2 separate regions of the Mus musculus genome follow, and region 1 is linked to region 2. A link is a loop called in an ENCODE intact Hi-C map of the cell type or tissue named here. Cell type or tissue: heart. All regions are shown on one strand.

What was found. Peaks named below come from ENCODE experiments on the same cell type or tissue, not always from the same donor. Only the 100,000 strongest peaks of a DNase experiment are listed, where the experiment ranks them.
Region 1: it touches region 2 in a loop (2.9-fold over the local background); 3 of 42 quality-filtered maps call a loop at or near these places.

What each region holds. Positions count from the first base shown.
Region 1 is chr4:44,025,661-44,033,660 of GRCm38, reverse strand. Clta (clathrin, light polypeptide (Lca)) reads right to left here. Exons shown (of 6, transcript NM_001080384.3): 6 at 815-1,260. The coding sequence ends at 1,089. Among named protein-coding and RNA genes, the nearest start is that of Clta, 25 kb to the right of the region's middle. In heart, a CTCF peak has its summit at 3,649; DNase peaks (open chromatin) are centred at 1,940 and 3,780; H3K27ac peaks cover 2,774 bases.
Region 2 is chr4:43,922,953-43,930,952 of GRCm38, reverse strand. Reck (reversion-inducing-cysteine-rich protein with kazal motifs) reads right to left here. Exons shown (of 21, transcript NM_016678.2): 11 at 7,929-8,000; 12 at 5,756-5,892; 13 at 3,667-3,807; 14 at 2,488-2,676; 15 at 638-760; 16 at 1-64. Among named protein-coding and RNA genes, the nearest start is that of Glipr2, 31 kb to the left of the region's middle. In heart, CTCF peaks have their summits at 2,938 (motif pointing left) and 4,960 (motif pointing left); a DNase peak (open chromatin) is centred at 4,952.

The DNA of each region.
Region 1 (8,000 bases), 100 kb before region 2:
CATGAAGCTACATGTGGCTAAGCAAGAATTGTCAATGCTGCACAACAAAAGACACGAAGGATTCTAAACATCAGCAACCCTATCCATGACGTCTGAGTCACAAGTGGGAGAGCCTTTACTCCTAGCATTGCGCACTTCCTAGAGCTGACACGAAGGTCTCTCAGGCGGTCTCTGGGCGAGCTTGCGTTTCCTTGATACACGGTGGCTTCAGAGCAGAAGAGCTTCTTGAAAAGTGGCTCGGGGTTACAGGCAGAGATGTAACACGCCAGCGGGGTTACAGGCAGAGCTGAAACACGCCAGCGGGGTTACAGGTAGTGATGTAACATGCCAGCTGTGCTGCCCTTTATGATCTAGCCTTGGAACTCACAGCCATCACTTTGTCCTCTAGTTTATTTCATCTGGATAATATCAAAATTTAAAACTGTCACATATCCAAGCAAACCCCAGAAACGGCATGTAGCCAGTACCAAAACCAAGGGCCATGTTCTGGGGCCACGGAGGTTCGTGGGGAGGAGTAAGGCCTTATGGAGAGGCCTTTAACCTGGTTCTTAAATTTGACCCCTATTTCAGAAGGTAAAGAGAGTGGCTGATAGGCTAATAGCAGGTTCCATGCATGGCACCCAAGACCCTAGACTCACTCTCTAGTATCTCAACCCCCAAACACCAGACATATGGAGTTACTATAGTTTAGAACGGTGGACACTCAGTGGCTGTGTCTTCTCAGCCCCAGAAATCAATGAGAATCACTCACCCCTTTAAACCTGTCCCCCAAGCTGCAAGACCATTTTCAGATCAATTAAAGATGCTTCATGTATACATTGTTTGAAACAGAAATTTATTCTCAGAATAATGCACAAAAGCACAGGTTGAGGCTACTGTCGGGAGCTCCTCTCCCTTCCTCTTCCTCTCTCGTCTCTGAATGCCAGGGAGAACACAGTTGAAGGAAACATGCAATCACAAACAATGATCAACTCTAAAGACAAAAGGTTTGGTCCAAAAGAACTCAACATAATTAATCCAATTACGTGAACAGCTTCACTGAGTAGGATTAAGATATTGTAGACGTAGTGTTTCCACAGGGTGGCTCTTCAGTGCACCAGGGGGGCCTGCTTCAGGGAGATGAGGACTGAGCGCATGCGAGAGACATCTTTGGCCTGTTTGCTGGACTTGGGGTTAAAGTCACACAGGCGGGCCACCCGCTCCCACTCAGTGCCTGGGGATGACTCGTCAATGTCGTTTACAAAGGCTTCTTCTGCTGCCCTGGAAGCAATAACACAATATGTTGGTTTAATGTAAAAAAAAAAAAAAACAAACAAAAAAACCCTTTGAGCAATCTGGTGGCTGTCTTGCTATAACTTGCTACAAAGTAAGTGACTTTTGACTTAGTGGCATTCTGGTTTTCCAGAGAGTATTGGCCCCTAGCTCAGGCCACAAGCAAGGGCAGATGTGCCCAGCTCTCCTAGATACAGGTACCCAGGCTGCTCTGTGAAATGGCGGAGTACAGGTTTGGTTCAGGGCTTGGTCTGTCTCTATGGCTGGCTTTGCTCATCAGAGCATGAAAAATCAACTCCTTGGCCAACTACAAACTGCTTTTCTGAACAAGAACTAAGCAGCAGGCTGATCAAGGGCTTGCAGAGTAGCTTGTGCTGGGCCATACTGAGGTTCAAGGGAATTAAGACTTCTAAAAAGCCCTCGGGTCACTGCATCATAGCCTCAAACTCACTCCTAAGGCTGGAGAGAAACAGGGCAGAGCAGAAGGTATTCAAGACCAAGCACCCATGCTAGCAGGCACCACACTGAAGCCATTCTGGAAGGGGTTGTTAGGACATTCACCAGCTCAGCCAACAGTCTGCCATTTTCTCTCCAGTCAGGTATCTGGTGCCACTCAGGGAAGATCCTGGCAGGAGAGCTAATGTGAGCTGCTTTTTGGCAGGATGCCACTCCAACACTCTTTCACATGGGGATCAGCCTGCCCTGTGGGAACTAACTGGCTGGAGCAACAGCCCAAAGGCACGTGGGAGAAGTGGGAAAGACACGATGGACTTCAGCTACTCCAACAAGCATCACGGGCAAAGCAAAAGCAATGGAGATGACCGGTCTGTGGGGACAGAGGGTGGCACTATCACAGGGATGGCCGTGGCAAACACTGCTGAAGCCCAGAGCCACTACAACACTGCGACTTCATGGCACACACAGTTAGGGGCAGTGAGAAAGGTTTACTTAACTGTTCTAGGCTGTAGCAAGGATGGTTTATGTTTGTGCTTAAAGGTGAAGAGAAGAAAAGAAACAAGGAGAAACTTTAGGTCAGATATAGAAAATGAGAATGGCTCAATGCAGATGGTCAGTAAGCTAGACATGCCCTTGCCGGTCTTTCTTGGCCTGGGAGCGTGCAGCTGCCTTTGGCGGGCCACCCTGCTGTCCAGCAAACCCAGACTCAACTTTTCCAGTCTCCATTTCTCTACTCCAGAGAATGTGTAAAAGTCAAAGCCAACACCACCTGTAAGTCCAGCATTTCACAAGTTTCACTGCAAACTCACCCGGGGCCCAGGAAACCCAGTTCTGCCGTCTAATGAGGTGGCCATCCCAGGGTCATGGGCCCCAAGAGACTCTGTCTACCACCTTCCCCAAGTAGTTGTTCTTTTTCCTTCCTAGTTCTGTCATAAAAAGGAAGCAGGACTATTTCCAAGTCCTCAGCAATACTAAGGTCACTAACAAGGATCTTTATTAAAAACAAAAAAGCTTTGCTAGAAAAGGTAGTTTTCTGGGGGAGAAAACTGCGGCAGTTTACTGGACAGTTTTGAGTATCTTGACTTCACAACTAGGGAGGCTCTGTGCTGGGGAAGAGGGCAGGGCACCAGAAGCTAGCCACTAAAATAGCAATTTCTGCTATCTAAGACCAGGGAAACAGTGTCAGATACCCACACTGCCTGACTGAATGACACTTCATGTTCTTTAAGGATCAGGAATTGGCAAGGCAGAGCCTCCACCTCCTGCTCCCCGGCTCTGACTCTGGTAATATTGTGCTGCAGACCATGGCCCCAACATCTTAGGTCACCGCAGGCTCCGCAGGGGCAGACAGGCAGGCAGCAGGGCCTGGAAGCTGGCAGCACCAGCAAGTGGTCAGACCCAACTAAGCCCAAAAAAACCCTTCCCAGAGAGACCATTGAAGCTTGCTTCCCTCCAGGACCTCCAGTATGCAAATGGCCACAGGGAGAGCAGGGAGTGACAGTTGTGCAAGATTAGCAACAGTCATATCTAGCTTATCAACTCTCAAGCAGCCCCACAGAGCCAATGTGAAAGATTTAAAAAGCAAAGCAACTTGTGACAAAAAGGAGCATTAACTCTAAACAGAAAGAATCAAAACAAGAAAAGGAATTAGTTTTGCAACATACACATAACCAATCAGGTCAGCGAAGGGTTGTTTGTAGAAAGCTTCGTCTGCCACCCTAGACAGCAAGAAGTCCAAAGGCAGGCAAGCAGGCAGGAAAAAAGAGAGAACATTGAGAAGCAGAAAACATCTAAACCCCACAGTATTGCACCTGACAGTCCCCAGGGAACTGCTCCCCGGGCTCCGTCTGACCCAGGGCCTTCCAGCGGTGGGCACTCCAGTGCACAGAGAGGGGCATCTTGGAAACTGGCCTTCCTGGTGCCCGCCACAGGAGAGCACTGCAGCGTCAGCTTTGGGCTTCACCGGCGACAGCCTTTAGTAAGCACTCTGTTATGGGCTACATGCCATTCCACACACGGCAACCGTTAGTCAGCACCGTTGCTGACGGTGTCCTCGCCTTCCTCCCAGGCAAGGTGACTGAGGCTCAGCGATGAAGACTTGGTCAGCCGGTGGCAGTGTGGATCGCAGTGCACGTGTTTTCCTCACTACACACTAACGTTTGCCAGCTCAGGGTGCCATGCTGACTTTCTGTCAGCCTCAGGAATTATCACTGGGTATGACCACTGCCAGCCAACAGATGGGCACAGCCCCAAAGATTTAATCCCAAATCTTGGACCCAACCATTGCTTTCCCACACTTGCTTGGTGGAACAAAAAACCTGTGGCTGTTGCACAGTGCGCCTTAGACGTAGAAGAGGCTGGGGTAAGTGCTCTGGGGAAATGGAAGCTAGTTTGGGCCCCAGGGTTCCGTGTCTGCTCAGGAAGCCAGGGCAGTTTCTAAACACATGCCAGTCTGGGCTTTTGACAAAGTGTAGCTTAAAATCCTGACCTCACCAAGTCCTTATATACTCGAGGGCGGGAGGCAGGTGGGGTGGGAATGTGCAGGACCCAACTAACCAGGGCACAGGCACACTGGGAATGACCCTGCCAAACCTCAGCTTGTTCTTTGCTATATTGTTTTAGGATTTAAACAAACAAACAAACAAACAGGAAAATTTTGTTTTGTGAGATAGGATCTCACTTTGTAGTCCTGGCCTCCCAAAATTGAGGCGGCAGACATTGGCTGGAAGGCCATTTAAAGGACAATCAGGTCACTCATCAGTTTACACACACATTTATCTGAAAGCAAATTCTAGTAACATATATTCCAGTTTCTATTTATTTCATTTTGATACGGGGCCTCATGTAGCCCAGGCTAGCCTTAAACTTGACAGGTAACCGAGGATGCCCTTGATGTTCTAGGTCTCCTACTCTCGTTCCCAATCTTAGGAATGCGGGGATGGCGAGGATCCCCTTCAGGCAGTGCTGCGGACCAAGCCCAGGGCCTCACACAGGCCATGCAATCACGACTAACTGACCTAGACCTCCGGCGGTTTTAGTTTACTTTTAAAATACACACATACCCTTCATTCTTTCCTAATTCTCTACACAGAGGATATCTGTGGAAACGGAAAGAAAGCAAAAGGAGCAGCCTGGTTGTAACTCAGGGAAACAAGCTGCGGGTGAGTCAGTCAGGCGAGTGGGAGGCACAGAAGGGCAGGCAGCTCTACACCCTAATCCCTTTAGTTTACAGAAGGCTTAGCCTAATCCATTTATGCTGCTTTGCTCTCACTGGGGGAGAAGAAAGGTCTGCAGCCTCCCCTCAGGGCATCACTCACAACAAAGGCCTTGGTGAGGCCCTGCCTCTTCACTACTAGCCCCAAGAATAAAGAGCTTGTCTCTAAGACAAGCAGGGCCTCTGACAGACAAAATTAGAGACACTAGCGCACAGGCGCCCCACCTGTCTGCTCTCCTCCCAGGGTAAGGCCGACCTGGAATCAGCACCTGTCAGGGCTTAGGGAAGCCTGAAACGGGGAGAGGAATGCCTGACCAAAGGCCTAAAATAACAATTCAGAACTCCATTCTATAAATAGCTCTACAGTGGGCATGGAAAAAGAAGTCTACCACTGCTAAGAATAGTGGATTTAATTCCTCAAGTGGTTTTGGTTAGAGCTGAAAGTCCTAACACAAGAGACCTCTAACAAGGGGAATGTTTCTCTTCTTGCTTGGGAAGGGAGATGCTGCAGAGTTGTCCCCCAAGCATGAACTGCAGGAGACTTCCACTGTTCTGAGTCTCTGAAAAGGGAATTCTTTCTCATAGGCCACAACTGAATGATTCACTCTCTGGTGCAACAACAGGTAGGCCCTAACTTGGGGTAAAAGATAAGGTTTGGCATAGACAACACAGTACCGGCTACATAGGAACCAAACACCACCACCGCGTTGCCCCCACCCTTCTGCTGACTCCTCCTCACCTCACTCAGGAAGACCTGGCCTGGATGTGCTCCCAAGTGGTGAAGGGTTTTGTTTTATTTCAGAATAGGTCTCTATGTTCCAGGTTAGCCTCCTTTCTGTCTCAGCCTTCAGAGTATCCAATTATAGTAGTGTGGTACCACCAATGGCTTGGCTGATACCCCTCCTTCCCTATGTCATTTTGAGGATTTAACACAAAGTCCTGCATCACAGAACTTCATTCCTAGCACCTCAAATGATTTATAAATTCTCCTAACCACCATCCTCTAAAGAAATCACTCGAAGACAGGCAGTGGTAGTACAGGCCTTTAATTCCAGCACTTGGGAGGCAGAGGCAGGAGGATCTCTCTGAGTTTGATGCCAGCCACCAGGATTACACAGAAAAGACTGTATCAAAATAAAACAACAAAAACAAAAAACAAAATCTACAGGATTAAAGAGTAGAAAACGTATCTTCTGTCCTAGGATGTGGGGATGGTGGTTAGCATACCCTAACCTTATGCACTCAGACCTGAGCTGTGAGCAGCTTTTATAAGGCAGACTCAGCTGGTTTCCGACATCGACGTGTTAACACTCCATAAGAAATCTCTTCTCTGTGAAACTAGGGAGGTCGGGCAGTTGTGGCGCACACCTTTAACCCCAGCACCTGGGAGGCAGAGGCAGGCCAGCCTGGTCTACAGAGTGAGTTCCAGGACTATACAGAGTAACCCTGTCTCAACCCCCCCCCCAAAAAAAATCAGAAACTAGGGAGGATCAGGCAACTCAACATTCTACAATTCCGAGTAAACTAAAGTACTGCAATCTGACTACATGCTCAGAACCTCACCCTCTAAGGTTAAGTTCCTCTAATAGACGTGGGGTATTCCTTTAAATAAAGGGAATAAGCACAAACTTGTGCAATAGAAAGCCTGTTCCCAATGTCTTCATTATTAAGCTTGAAGGTCTATTTGTCAAGTTGCTGAAGCCATGGGACTCGATGTTAGTGGACTTGCCCCAGGGCCTCCAGAGTGGAGCGGTGCTGAGGCACTTTTGCTGGGGTGTACTCCCCACTGCAACATCGTTCTTTACTGCAGAGCCACACCTGATCCTGGAGGGGAATCGTCTTGAGGTGGCAAGAGCAGAGGAGCCTGACATTTCACACTTCACATCAGCACAGAGGCTCTGGGCGGCCGGATGGCAACTGACCCTGACCAAAGTCCTTCCCACCTTACTCAAATGGAACCTGAAAGGCACTGTCTTAGAGTACACCCCTCAGAGACATGTCCAGGTTGAGAGGCCTAGGCTTGGCATCAAAGGACAATGTCAAAGATGATCAAGAAACACGGGGAGTTTTAAAGGACTGTCTTAATAAGAGCCCACTTATTCTGTCATAGTTGCTTCACAATGGCATCAGCTGGCTATATTTTCTGAAAGATTTCCTTCTAAGAGCTGCCCCCGAAATGCCAGACCCAGCCCACAGCGAATAACCTAAGGCCCAGTCTGCCTTGGGATCTGTTTTTGTCCTTTTTTTTTTTTTTTTTTTTAAAAAAACAATGAAATGAGTGGCATGCCTCCTACTTGGTAAAAGGTGGGTGGCTCTGAATCCAGCAGAAAGTTAATCTGCCTGTGGCAGGGAGCTATACTCTGAGCATCTCCCTAGGCTACCTCCAAGAAGTAAGGGCCCCTACGAAATGAGTGCATACCACAGCTACTGTTTGGTAATGATAGGGGACGGAGTGTTTTCTCTCCCCACAGTATTAACTTTCAGTAAGTGTAATGTGTGTGTGTGTGTGTGTGTGTGTGTGTGTGTGTAAGAGCACACTGCAGCTACCTTCAGACACACCAGAAGAGGGCATTGGATTGCATCACAGAAGGTTATGAGCCATCATGTGGTTGCTGGGAATTGAACCCAAGACCTCAGGAAGAGCAGTCAGTGCTCTTAACCGCTGAGCCATCTCTCCAGCCCCTCTTTTAAAAGCATGTTCATGAGCCCAGAGCTTCCTAAGCACAGGCAGTCGTCGGTGAAGCCTCAATCCTGCAGTCCATGCTGGGACATCCTGAACGACCTAATTACAGAGCACGTCCGTGCTAAGGACGGACTTCAGAAAGCCTCTTTAGGAGGGCAAGGCTACATTTAGGGGATCTGTATACTTAGTCTGTAATTCTCTCCAAAGTAACGAGACTCTGCAGCTGACCTTTCATCTCAGGGCTCCAGGGCCTACCTTTCCCAGATCTTGCCATTACAGTTGATGAAACCAGGCCCAGTTTAAGAGCCAAACTCAATCCAAGTTGAATTTTGCTCACAAGACCCAGGAGACTTGTAGCCTCTGTTTCTAGCAGTT
Region 2 (8,000 bases):
GGGTAAGTGCGTCCATTCTGTGCACACACTGGGACAAACTGATCTGCGCAGTTACAGGGCAGACCTGAGGAGAGAAAACGGCTTCACATGAACACATCTACTCCTTCCTTATGTGCTGATAGAGACAAACCACTGACAAATCATATCAAGATAGAATCATATGTTAATTAACTCAGGAAAAAGACAAAACCAAGACAAACCTCTTCTACAACCCATGACACAGATCTATCTCAGCTCCTTTGGTTCTAGAGAGCTCTGAAAAGCTCTTTCTGCAGCACGGCATTCCTTTGTTCTTTTCATTGCTATTTAATAGGTGTCTCCAGACCCAGGCAGAAAGAGGGTTGTAGGTAGGATCAACAAAGCTGTTTTCTTCTGACCTAGCAAATCAAACTTAGAAATCAGATCACTCAAGTCTAGCTTGGGGGTTTCCTGAACCTTGTTTGTGGGAGCCTGTGCAAATCGGCGGATGAGGAGAGCTGCCTAAGAACGTACATAATGAGAAACAAAGCTAGAACGCCATGGACACCGTACTCTCAGGTGGGACACTGATGGACTATGAGCATCTGCAGTTCAGGCAGGGCCTGCAGTGCCTGGGAGAGAACAAGTGCAGAGAAGGATGGCCCAAGGCCCCGGCTACCTGTGAAGGTGCGGCGGTCGTCGTCTGAACTGTGCTCACTGAGGCACAGGCGGGTGGAACACACTAAATTACCCGCAAAACAAGAACAGACATTGCAGTCAATAGTAAAGGATGTTCCGTGGCCTGAAAGAAAGAAAACGTCAGTTACATTACATACCGAGACACAGACCACAGGGCTGTGAGATGGCTCAGTGGGTAGATGCTTGCAGACTCTGCCCACCTGAATCCAATCCCCAAGGCCTACCTGGAAGAGGAGGAATTAATCAAGTCCTCCACGTTGTTTCTGATATCCATAGATGTGTTGTGGCGCGCACACACATTACACACACACTCACAAGCACAAAACCAACATCAATTAAAATTTAATTGTTTGAAAGTTGATTTTGAAAATATAAAAGTCTGAAATTTAAAAACTCTATTACTCTTGTGTGTGCATGCACACGCGTGGGTACATATGCACCACAGTGTGCACGTGCAGGTCAGAGGACAACTTTTCAGAGCTGGTTTTCACTTCCATGGTAGGGTCTGGGAGCACACTCAGGTCAGGTTTGTGCAGCAAGCAAGCCTCACCAAGGCTGGGATTGCAAGTGTGTACCACCATACCCAGCATCTTCATATGGGTTATGGGGACTCAAGTTTAGGTTGTTGCAAAATGCTTTGCCACATGAGCCATCCCCCAAGTCCCTAAAAAGTTTTACAGCATCAATTCTTAAAATACAACTTATAAATACATAAACTAGGGGCCTAAATCTAAGGTATTTATTTTGAGACAAAGTCTCATTATGTAGCACTGGCTGTCCTGGAGCTTGCTACGTAGACCAGGCTGGCCTCAAATGACAAAGCTCTCATGTCTGAAATGCAGCAGTCCACTCTTAGAAACTCATCATCATAGATGGCACACCCCATCCAAATCTCCCTATATATCTCATATATCCTATATGGTCTGGGGCGCGCTCTGTCCCCCAGGGAGGGTGACACTCAGCCTTCCTCATTCTGGGGTCATGGGCCTGAGCTCCAGTGCCTGGCGCAGTGACTCTATGAGAATCAATTGTGATATAGGGATACTGTGGTGGTTTGCATATGCTCAGCCCAGGGAACGGTACTATTAGAGAGTGTGGCCTTGCTGGAGTAGGTGTGCCACTGTGGGCATGGGCTTTAATATACTTGTCCTAGTTGCCTGAAAGTCAGTCTAGAGGCCTGCAGATGAAGATGTAGAACTCTCAGCTCCTCCTGCACCATGCCTGCCTGGATGCTGCCATGCTCCCACCTTGATGATAATGGACTGACCCTCTGAACTCATAAGCCAGCCCTAATTAAATGTTGTCCTTGTAAGACTTGCCTTGGTCATGGTGTCTGTTCACAGCAGTGAAACCCTAACTAAGAGAGGTAGTAATAATAACAATACCTACACAAGGAGGGACTCAGATGACTAAGAGATAATGTGAGGTAATGTGCCTGGCACACAGTCAGAGCTCACGGAGATTAACACTCAGGCCCTTCTCGGGAGGCTTCCAAAAGGGCACTTTACAAGTCCTAGTACTCCCTGGTTGTGGTGGTGCCTGACTGTAATCCTATCACTCAGAAGACAGAGGCAGGAGGATTATTGCACATTCAAAGTCAACCTGGGCTATGTAGTGAGCTACAGGCCATCACAAGATCTGACTTAAAACAAAACATTTCCAACCCCCCCCCCCCTCAGCATTCTGTAAAGATTAGAAAGTACTGTCCTGGAATATAGGATGTGTAGATTGTACTCTTCAGCAAGAACTCATCTAGTACTCTTTGTGCAAAGTGAAGACAACCACGTTCACAGCGTGCTAAGACCAAACACTAGTATCCTCGAGACTCACTTTTTCTTTTTCCTCCGACAATACAAGACTTCTGGAGGTCGATACAGTGCATTTCCATACAGTTTTCCAAGAGGCCACTTTGTCCACAGGAACAGATCTTGTAGCAACCAACTTCCCCTGCAGAGGACGGCACCTGGATCAGTGTCCCCTGGCGGACGATGAAGTCAGAAGCTTCTCCCAATTTGCAGCCTGTACAGAATACAGACAAGAACAGGACGATGAACTGATAATATCGTCCTATGACAATGAATCACATTAGACATACTTCATGCTAATAAAGTCTTCCAGGACTGTGTAGCTGTTAAAGATTGTAAGAGTATGTTACAGAGTTGGAGAGACGGCTCAGCAGTTAGGAGCACTGGCTGCTCTGCCAGAGGACCCAGGTTCATTACTCAGCAACAATGTGGTGGCTCACAACCTTTATTGCTCCAGTAGACCTGACACCCTCTTGTGGCCTCTGTGGGCACTACACTCACATGGTATGCATATATAGTTGCAGGTAAAACACTAAAATACATGTTTTTAAAAAAGGTTATGTTATAGAACTTTTACCAATATAAGAAATTGATTTTGCTCACTGGCCAAAAGGTATAACCTCTCAAATGAAAATTCCATGTCTTACGCGTGATTAAGGACACATACCCCAAATAATTTAGTACAAAACTACTATGACGATACATAGCTTTGGCCAAGTACAGAAATATACACCTGTACTTCCAGAACTGGAAAGCTGAGGCAGGAAGATGGCTTGGGCTACTATGTAGTGAGACCTTATCAAAAAATAAACAATCAGAGGCTGGAGAGATGGTTCAGTGGTTAAGAGCAATGACTGTTCTTCCAGATATAGGCTGTCAGCATCTTTATTCAACCAGTAGTTTTAAACTAAGGAGCAAGGTTACACAGCATCACTTGGTGTACATGAGGACTTCCTCATCCCTGGGGGCCACCAGACCCTGGGAGCCAGTATTGAGCATTACAATACCTAGCAAGAGATTAAATCTCAACATATGTGTCTTTGTTTGCATAAATATACTTTTTTTGTGTGTGTGGAAAACCCTTAAACATTACATAAAAAGATAGCACAGAAAATGTCCTTGTAGCCCGGGTAAAGACCCCTCCTCTAAGGAAGTGCCAGCACATGCCCCATGTGCATACGGCACTCACAGTGCCATCTCTTACCTTGAACACAGGAGTATGGAAGGCAGGGATCTGCAGACGGACACCCCTTCCGGTTCACTTCACAGAGCTCGTTGGCTGGGCAGGGGTTTGGGTTACAGGGGTGAGTCACTTCTTCTATGATGTTTCCTAAAGCACTTGGCCCTGAAAAGCCCAAAACTGATCAGTGTAATCAATCTAAAAGAGTAGCGCATCTTTAAGTTACCCGGATCATCATGACTGGAAGAGATGGAGAGCTCACAGGCAGAAAGTAAGGCCTGAGTCTAACCAGCCCTAACTAAACATTTGGATTTCTTCATTTGTCAGCTTATCACAATGTACCCAACCATTCACTTACTAATGGGGACCTACAATACAGTTGGCAGGACCTGGGTACTAGATACACTAATGAACAAAACAGACAAGCTAACATGGAGTTCCTATCTGGAAGAGAATAAGATCAACTCAGATAACTTCAGTGGCCAGCAGTTCAGAGATGGGACTTGCCTGGGCTATGGTGATCAAATACATGTTTATGTGTTGAATAATAAATGGCCATCTGTTATGGAGACCCACAACACAGTCATATCTACCTTCCAACATCCTGCCAAGGGAGAGCAGCATTGCAAGCACATGTGGTATTTAAGGAGAGTGCTGCTGTTCATGCTGGAGTGTTGTCTCGTTTCCTTCCTGCTGAAATCATTTTCTCCAACACACACTGCTGTAGGCTGCTAGCATTGTGAATTAGCAGAGACAGAGGCTGCGGGAGCCTTCTCGCTCAGCCCCATCACTCTGGGCAGTCTTACCTAGAACTTGGGAGGGGATCTTCCCAAGGTCACAGGGGCAAAAGCTAGGGCATGTTCCATAGTCTCTATCCTGAGAGCCCAACAGATACTGCCTGTTATACACTCACCACCCTTTCTTCTCTATTTGTTTAGTAGATCCTGTTTTTATTCAAGGTGGTCATAAACCCAAAGCTAAAAAGACAACCCTTCCAAGTTTTCCATACACTTATAAGCATCCCCTGAGATTATAATAGAAGGTTCTTCACCTCCCTTTTGCCAACTAGAGTGAGTTGGATAAAGTGCCAGCATCCTTGGCAGGCCAGCGAAGTGCAGGGAACAGAGTGAGTGCAGGAAGGCTGAGAAGCCTGCATTCCTGATGCTGCACCACCATAAACATCCTGGCCTACTTGCTCTGAGTCTTCCTGTGCTTCTAACTGCTCTGTTATTGGCAGTTGGGCTTAATCCTAACTGGAAAAGCAGCAAGTAGGCTTTTCTGTTGGCCAGATAGTTTATGGCACTGGCGCCCCCTGGTGGCGGCCCAAACACTTAAGGGCATGGCCTCACTGGTCTCACTGCTAAGGAGCTCTTTGTGCAATTCCTCCCTCAAGGAGGTACCAACCTACTGCTGTAGCTCTTGGCAGAAGTGTCTGTCAGGAAGAAACTCAAGTAGTAAGACAAGTTCCACTTCCCTGTGCGAGCCCAGGGGAGAGCTCTTTCTTCCCTTCTCTATTTGGTAAGTGTAATCCAGGCCTGCTCATGTTCTGATATATGGATGACAAGAGCTGACAGTTTCCTAGGGGGAATTCCACGTTCTGGTCACATCATGACTTCTGATGACATTGTCTTCCGCTTCCATCTTTACAGTTCCTGACTGGCAAATAGTTCATCTTTCCTCCGAAAGATAAACTACAGCTTCTGCTTACTCATTTTAAGATAGCAATGACAACTTGACAGGGTCTAGTCACTTAGGGGACAAAATTCTGGACCCTCAGGGGAGAGATTAGCCCTACCCTATTGGATGGCACCGTTCCATTAGTTAGGGGCCTGGACTGAAGAAGGGAGCTGAGCACAGCCTCTGCCTCCGAACGCCTGATGATCCTGCTTCCCAGTCCTGTTGCCATGGTTGCCCCTGTACCCTTGAACTGTGAGCCAAGTAAACCCTTCCTCCCTTTAAACACTTTTGTTGGGTGTTTCTTGCCACAGCAACAGAAACATAACGAATGCAGATGGTATCTTCAAACAATAGTTCCTCATCCTAGGCAAAGAACAAGAGCAGAGACCATGAGAGAAGCCCTTGAGCTCTAAACTCAAACCCACGCAGTCCTTACTGAGGTACGTGTCCAGAGGGATACAGCTCTCCAGGTCATCTGCAGGGGACAGAAACTCACAGATACTTTCAGCTGTGTGTTCTTCAGGGAATTTATTCTGGTCTCCACATTTCTTGAGAATCTCTACACAATCTGATCTTGAAAGAAAAAAGAACATTTTGTATTCATGGTTCTGTCTCACGTTGTCTGGTCAAAGCTGTGTTTCTTAAACCTCTCAGAAGCGTCCATTACCTGCTGAGCTTTCCCAGCAGTCACAGGGACTTCCAGCTACACAGTAAACTTCCAGCTACAAAGCCTAACTTCCTGTAATCTGAGACTTACATTTATTGCTCCAAGCATGGTGTCGCGTCTACCCCCTTTAAAAGGAACTTGAGCTGGCCAGTCTGCTTTGCAAACTGTAAGCCATTTTCAAGGCCCGAGGCGGTTGCCTCTGCTCTCCTTCCTTTCCTCCCTTTCTCATCTTAAGATCTTTTAGTTATCACTGTGGTGTTTGGCTTATAATAACCAGAGAGTTTCCAACATTTTTTTTTTTTTTTTAGTTTAGGGCTGGAAAGCTGGGCACATAGTTAAAAGCACTTGATGCTCTTGCAGAGGACATGGGTTTAGTTTTTAGTATCTACATGGTGGCTGAAAACCATCTGTAACCCCAGTTCTAGGGGTCTTCTGACCTCCGTGGGTACCAGGCAAGCATGTGGTGCATGCATACATGTAGACATAAGACACACACGTCTTTCCTAGTTTTTCTTAGTTTTGAGGAAGGCTTGGCTCCTTAGCTGAAGGAAACCTTCATGAGCACATCCTTCCCATGTGTGACCTCTGACTTATTATCACATAGTTAGACCTCAACCTCTCCCTTATTCAGCTCATTCTTGAGTCATGTCAGAAAACTCATTAAAAGCCAGGCATGACAGCTCATACCTGTCATCTCTGCTCAGGAGGCTGAGGCAGGAGGATTGCTATGAGGTCAAGGCCAGCCTGACTATAGATAGAGTAAGGCAGGAAGACTCCAAAATCAAAATTAAACCAAATAAGAAAAGTTAAAAAATGATCTGGACGGTAATTAATCTGAACTGAGCAGCACTGAGCCGCACACCAAGGGTTTAGGGCTTGGTGTGGACTTGGTCTTGGAAAAGCAGACGCCTGGAGAGCAGCAGAGGGCTGTGCAGTGAGGGTCTGCTTCTCCCACCAGGTACTTGTCTGACATCTCCTAAGTAAACCATTCAGCACTGTTTCCTAAGAGCAGGACCCGAAGACTGGCCACTGACTCCCACTGGGTGATGATAATAAAGACAGAGTGGCAGCTGAGAGGACAAGCAAGGAGGAGAAGGCGACGGCACAGAAAGAATCCCTAAGTCAAGTGGAGTGCCAGTCGGGAACACAACTACAGCCACAGATGGGCTAGAGATGGTACAGTGAGCTGACATGCCGCCCACCAAGCCTGAAGAACAGCTTAAGCCCGATCCCTGAAAACCACCACACAGTCAGAGGTGGCACACCTTCACCCACAGCCTCCCTTCCTAAATGTATGAGAAGAGGGCCGCAAGATGGCTTGTTGGAAAAGGTGCCTGCTGTGAAGGCTGATAACCTGAATTCAATCTGGGATGCACTGAACACACACACCCACACTCACACCCACACTCACACCCACACCCACACTCACACTACGGCCCAAGTTGTCCTTTGATGTCCACATGTGTACACATGGACACATTTTTACACAGTTGGACCAATAAACACTTAATAAATGATAGATAGATAGACAGATAGATAAATAGATAGACAGACAGACAGATAGATGTAATAAACAGTTTTAAAGTATAAAACCATAGTTGTGCACTGAAGGTATTTAGAAACTGCTTCTTGAACTAGATTCCATAATAAAGTACACATGAAGTTTGATGGGAATTTGCACTAAGGATAAATTAGTATCAGCCACAGGAATGTGGGAAGACTCCATGAGAATGTCTGGTATCTGACAAGAGCGAAGAAGGGCAGGCTTCAGGCAAGAAGATGGGGAGCATCCTTCAAGCAGAGAAGGAGAAAGTGTGAAAGCACTGTGTGTGTGTGTGTGGGGGGGGGGCTCAGGCAAAGGGCAGAGGTTCTAAAGAGAGGCTGGGCTAGCGATGAGGGGAGGTCTGAGCCCACAGGCCTCCCCGAGGCAGGAATGACTTACTTGCAGATAATACTGCCTCGGGATTTGCTATGGCACGGCTTGATCTGCAGGGAGCAGGCCACGGCCTTCCAC